2 separate regions of the Homo sapiens genome follow, and region 1 is linked to region 2. A link is an interaction called in ENCODE POLR2A ChIA-PET data of the cell type or tissue named here. Cell type or tissue: Caco-2. All regions are shown on one strand. Links, peaks and the distances in the headings refer to the core of each region. The heading gives the core; the rest is flanking DNA.

Region 1 (2,920 bases), core at 241-2,740, 170 kb after region 2:
ATATATATATATATATATATTCTTCATATATATATATATATTCTTCATATATATATGAAGAATATATATATATATTCTTCATATTCTAAAAAAACTCAAGAGAAATACTTTACTTACATTTACCTATTTGTTATAAAGGGTATTGCAAAGGACACAGATAAGCATCCAGATGAAGTAATACAGGGCAAGGTACCCAGGAAGGGGCACGGAGCTTCCATGCCCCCTCCTGATGGGCCACCCTTCAAGAACCTCCATGTGTTCAGCAATCCAGAAGCTCTCGAATCCTGTCCTTTTGGGTTTTTATGGCAGCTTCATTACATAGGCATGACTGATTACATCATTGGCCATTGGTGATCAACTCAACCTTCAGTCCCTCTCTCCTCCTTCAGGGCAGAGGTCGAGGGTGGGGGTTGAGGACAGAAGACTATAAATTCCAACCCTCTAATCACATAGTTGGTTCCTCTGGCAACCAGCTTCCATCCTGAGGCTATCCAGGCCCCACCACTACCCTAAAACACACACATATACCAGTTCATCGTGACAGCATGCAAATACACATCACTTTGGAGATTCCAAGGATTTTAGGAGCTATGTGCCAGGAACCAGAAGCAGAAACCAAATGTATATATTTGGTTATTATACCATAATATTACATCATTATAATTATATCATAATATTACACCATGTAACCTTCTTTTCAAGCATGAAGCCTAGCCCTGTGTTAGTAAGTGTCTCAGGCCAAGCCACTCAAGAACATTGCCTGTGGTCTATAGGATGCTGGATGGCCTTCTTCAAAGCCCAGAGCTTTCAGTATTTGGATAAATGTGGATCCTTCATGGACTTTGTGTGGGCTGCCTGACCACTCAGGCCTTTGTGAGTTGTGCTAAGAAGGGGGCTAGGGTTCTCTCTGCTCTTCAGGTAGCCACGCTAATATACTGTGGAGTTGGAATCAGCATTCGGGTTTCCTGACTGATCTCCGCATCTGGCTTCTCACAACCACCAATCACACAACATTCCCAGAGCTCTCATGGCAGATGTGCTGGCCCCATTCAGGACTCTCAATGACACCGTCCTCTCTGGAAATATTTTATACCAAATACAGCTATTACAATTGTGACTGTAAAAGAAAATAAATAAGGGAAAAACCTCTAGTTCCTGGACAAGTTTCCTTTTGCATGCTGTATGGAGCAGACCCAACTCCCCCAGCCCAAGCAACATTGATAAGAGTTGGGCTGTTCATACCTGTTACAGGAGTTTCCGCCTGAAGCAAATTATTGTTATTACCAGGTTATAAACCCTTAGAAGAATCCCTTAATGGAAAAGCTAACAGCCCATTAACTATAATGAGTGTCATATATAGGATGCGTTCCAGCAGAGGGAAGGCAACTGTGTTATCTCGGTCTTTGAGCAACCCCCGGGCTCATGACAAGGATGGTCGACACCAGACAGTGAGACCCTCCCGACAGGACAAACCACTCTGCCGTTATATGTGACTCTCTGGTCCCTGCATCAGTCCTGGAGAAACCCAGTTTATTTACAAGACCTGCCTTCCACCTTGAGAGAATGCAACACATCTGGGGGACAGTTTACAAAGAGGGGAAGTCAGCTACCGCCATCAGCAGACGTGAGACCGTTAGCCTCACACACCAGGCTGCAAGGCAGGGCCTGTTATCACAAACAAGCTGTTTGCTCACTGTTTGAATCTATTTCTGGAGACTGTTTACCTAAATGAAATTACTTATCCACTGGGGCAGGGTTCAAAGCTCAAAAGATAAGTGCAATCGGCTGTTAAAAAGATCCAAGCTTGGGAAAATGAGGGGGAAAGAACAAAGTCAGATTAATCCCAGGGGAAGAAAGTCTCAATGCCATAGAAATTACATGGCATTCCTTTAGACCATCAATTAATTTTAATTCCAAAAGTTCAAAGGCACTATTTAAAGGAACTAATTAATAGCTAATATTCTCCCCAGGGTGATCTAGTCTGGTTTACAAGAGCAACGGCATTGATGGGCTGAACGTTCGTTCCTTCTCTTGCTGATCATTACAGGTAACGCTAGCCTGAGTCCATGGAGGACAGATCTGGGAATTCCCATGCATGGAATAATAATGACACTTACTAGTCCTTACTCAGACTCTTGCTAAATTTTAGTTACTCTACCTCTGGGGACGTGGCTCACCGCAGTCATCCTTGAATTACGCTCTGTGGAAAAGTGGACCCTAAAGTCGAGGGTACATCTTGCTCTATGTAAGTTCTAGTATTGTTGTTCTTTACATAAGCTACTCTAGGGGAAAGTTCTTATTTGACTTTTTTTAACCTTAGGTGCAGAGTGTTGAGTTCATCATACTCCCACCTCCATTCAATGTCACTGGGCTGTACACGTGCCTTCTCTTTAATATTTTTTAAATTTCCTTTTGATCTTCCTACTCACTCCCATCCTCTCTCCTCCCACACATAGGCTGCTATCCTAAGGTGTTTAATGTTTATTTTGTTTGTCTGGATATCTCTGTCTTGTGTTCATGTATTTTTCCTTTTGCTCATAATCCTCTTACCCAAGTATTACTTTTATTCCTGTTACAATCAGGTCCTTGTCCATCTGCGTTTTCATTGTTTACGCATTGTAAGTAATATCCATGATAGAATATTTGTGTCCTGATTTTTAACATTTCTATAATGAGCTTTTCTTTTCTTTAGTCTTTGATAGACTTTTTTTCTTATCTCCCTGCACCCCCAGCAGGTGACCACTGCTAACAGCATGGGCAGGGTCTATCTCTCCACACGTCTTCAGGATCACTCAATCCTTTAAACTGGTAGTTACAGAAATGTGTGTGTGTGTGAGAGAGAGAGAGAGAGAGAGAGAGAGAGAGAGAGACAGAGAGAGAGAAAGTGAGAGAGAGAGAGAGAGAGAGGAGAGAGATTTGG
Region 2 (2,920 bases), core at 160-2,659:
CTCTACAAAAAAGAAAAAAAATTAGCCGGCATGGTGGTGAGTTCTGGTGGTCCTAGCTACTCAAGAGGCTGAGATGGGAGAATTGCTTGAGCCCAGGAGGTCAAGGATCTATGACGTCAATTTTAAAAAGCCTCTGCAATAAGGAAAGTAAAATAACAGCTCACTTGCTGGACTATTAAAAGGGAAATGGGAGGGGGCCGCAAAAAGGTTTTGATAGGCTAAATGTGGGCTTGACAAAGATCTACACATTTTTCTTCTAATTGTTGGCCAGATTCACTCTTCTTTTTTTTTTTGAGACAGAGTCTTGCTGTGTGGCCCAGGCTGGAGGGCAGTGGTGCCATCTCGGCTCATTGCAACCTCTGCCTCCTGGGTTCCAGTGATTCTCCTGCCTCAGCCTCCTAAATAGCTGGGATTACAGGCACCCGCCACCATGCCCACCTAATTTTTTGTATTTTTAGTAGAGACGGGGTTTCACTATGTTGGCCAGGCTGGTCTCGAACTCCTGACCTTGTGATCTGCCTGCCTTGGCCTCCCAAAGTGCTGGGATTACAGGCGTGAGCCACCATGCCCGGCCTAGATTCACTCTTCTTATGAAAAAGTACAAGTTTCTAATGATTAACTTTCTGGGTTATGGGAAGTTGTGCTTCATAACAATATGGGACTTGTATTCCTTTACACTCTCATCTATAATATCAATATAAATAGTTTCTCTGATAAGTAACTAGGTTTCTGAGATAAGCCCTTCCTTTTATTGTAGCTGATAACACACGATTATATGAGGTGGTATTGCTAACCACTAGTGAGAGGTTTTGCTATATAATGTGGAACTTAAACTTCTTTGGTCTTCTTCCCAGAACTGCCTAGATGCCACTCTAAATTGTTTATTGACAGCATTAATACCTGGAGAATTTGCTTAAAAGAAGTAGATTATTTTTCTCCCCTTCCTTTTTCTACCCACACCCCCATAACTCTGTTTTTCTTAAAAAACAAAAAATCTTCAAAATTGTCAACATTGCTCAATTGTTGAGAACAAGGGAACAAGCCAGGCATCACATTTACCCTATTTTTTTTATTCATAGAGCTGCGTAAAAACTATGTTATCCAAAGCACCATGAAGCTGCACACTCACCAATTTCAAGATAATATAAAATACCACATAATCAATTATGGAAAATAATGAAATGGAATGTTGGCATAGAAAACCTCCTCGGAGAGTATTAAAACAAGGAATCAATTGCTCGAGTGGCGGGGGCGGCGTTGGGTGTTAAAATTAACAATCAGTCAAGTCTTTACCAAGGGCCAGCTGTGGGTGCAGACCTGCAGGGCACGTGTGAGAAGGGTCAGATGCAAGTTGCTGAGGTAGTCACTGCCCTGTAAAGATTGTCATTAATTCTACAAACAAACAATGAAAGAGTTGTTTGCTTATGTTGTGGGCTAGATGCACAAGATACACAGAAAACTGCAGAAGTGAAAGTAATTCAGTCATTTGTTCCTTCATTTAGCAAGCATTTATTAAGTGGCTTTTTTTTTTTTTGCCAGGCACCAGGGAAGACACTTGGGAGCTGTAGCTTCAGAATCCGTCCCTGCCCTCAGGGAAGGCAGAACAATAAGCAAACAATCATAATACTTTGCGAAAGCAGGGAGATTATAGGAGATGCCGTGTTAGACACAAAGGAAGACAGGATAATGTGAACAGCACAGAATACAAAACAAAAATGAAGTACTAATTACAGAAAACAGACAGGCTCAATTTCACCTATTCCTGCAATTTTTAGAGAAGCAGAGGAACAGAGGATATGCAGATTTTGAAGTGTGTCCTCAGCATCCTAAAAGAAAAGAAATCTAGGAAAAGTCAGACTGTTTTTTGCTTGTTTTGAGACAGAGTCTTGTTCTGTCACCCAGGCTGAAGTGCAGTGACACGATCTCGGCTCACTGCAACCTCTGCCCTCTGGGTTCAAGCAATTCTCCTGTCTCAGCCTCCCGAGTAGCTGGGATTACAGGCGCCTGCCACCAGACCTGGCTAGTTTTTTAAGAGACGGGGTTTCACCATGTTGGCCAGACTGGTCTTGAATTCCTGGCCTCAAGGGATCCGCCAGCCTCGGCCTCCCAAAGTGCTGGGATTACAGGCATAAGACATGGCACCCGGCCTCAGATTGTTGTCTTACAATTTTAGTATGGCTTAATTGTGGCAAGGTCTTGTTACCGTAACTATTTCTGTCAAGTTATATATGAAGGACAGGAACCATCAAATGCAAATGAAGAGGAAGACCCCTTGATGAGATGGCTCTAGAAGACATACGTGTGTGTGTGTGTGTGTGTGTGTGTGTGTGTGTCAGGGTCTTGCTCTGTCACCCAGCCTGGAATGCAGTGGCACAGTCATGTCTTACTTCAGCCTCAACCTCCTGGGTTCAAGCAGTCCTCCCACCTCAGCCTCCGGAGTAGCAGGTGTGTGCCACCACACTTAGCTAATTTTTACATTTTTTTGTAATCTCCCTATGTTGCCCAGTCTGGTCTTGAACTCCTGCACTCAAGTGATCCTCCCACCTCGGCCTCCCAAAGTGTTGGGATTATGGCTGTGAGCCACCACACCTGGCTGACATACTTCTCTTAATTTTCACCCACCTTTTCTCCTTCTGTTCATGGCCAGAAGATAGTCTCAGTTCTTCCATTTTTCCACCTGCAAAATGGGAATAATAAATTTTCTTGTATAAATAGGTTCTTAAGCTGGAATCCTTTTTAGGTGTCCATAAATAGACTTTGGGGATTCTACAGTCCCCCACCCACTTAGAAATTTGATGCAACATTAACATGTATGGTAATTGTTTCTGGGGAGCCAATTTCAAAGTAAAGTATTTTGGGCTTCCCTGAAATAAGTGCTAAATAAACAACTAATACTTCACATCACAGAACAACATAACAA

What was found. Peaks named below come from ENCODE experiments on the same cell type or tissue, not always from the same donor. Only the 100,000 strongest peaks of a DNase experiment are listed, where the experiment ranks them.
Region 1: POLR2A ChIA-PET joins it to region 2 with 7 read pairs; 2 of 35 experiments call an interaction of 5 or more read pairs at or near these places.

What each region holds. Positions count from the first base shown.
Region 1 is chr1:200,273,933-200,276,852 of GRCh38, forward strand. No RefSeq gene overlaps it. Among named protein-coding and RNA genes, the nearest start is that of LINC00862, 98 kb to the right of the region's middle. In Caco-2, for the core only: no CTCF peak of the experiment used is centred there; DNase peaks (open chromatin) are centred at 399 and 1,659.
Region 2 is chr1:200,105,783-200,108,702 of GRCh38, forward strand. The region is part of intron 5 of NR5A2 (nuclear receptor subfamily 5 group A member 2); the gene reads left to right. It overlaps LOC107985244 (a long non-coding RNA gene), which reads right to left. Exons shown (of 3, transcript XR_001738358.2): 2 at 2,623-2,677. Among named protein-coding and RNA genes, the nearest start is that of NR5A2, 80 kb to the left of the region's middle. In Caco-2, for the core only: no CTCF peak of the experiment used is centred there; no DNase peak of the experiment used is centred there.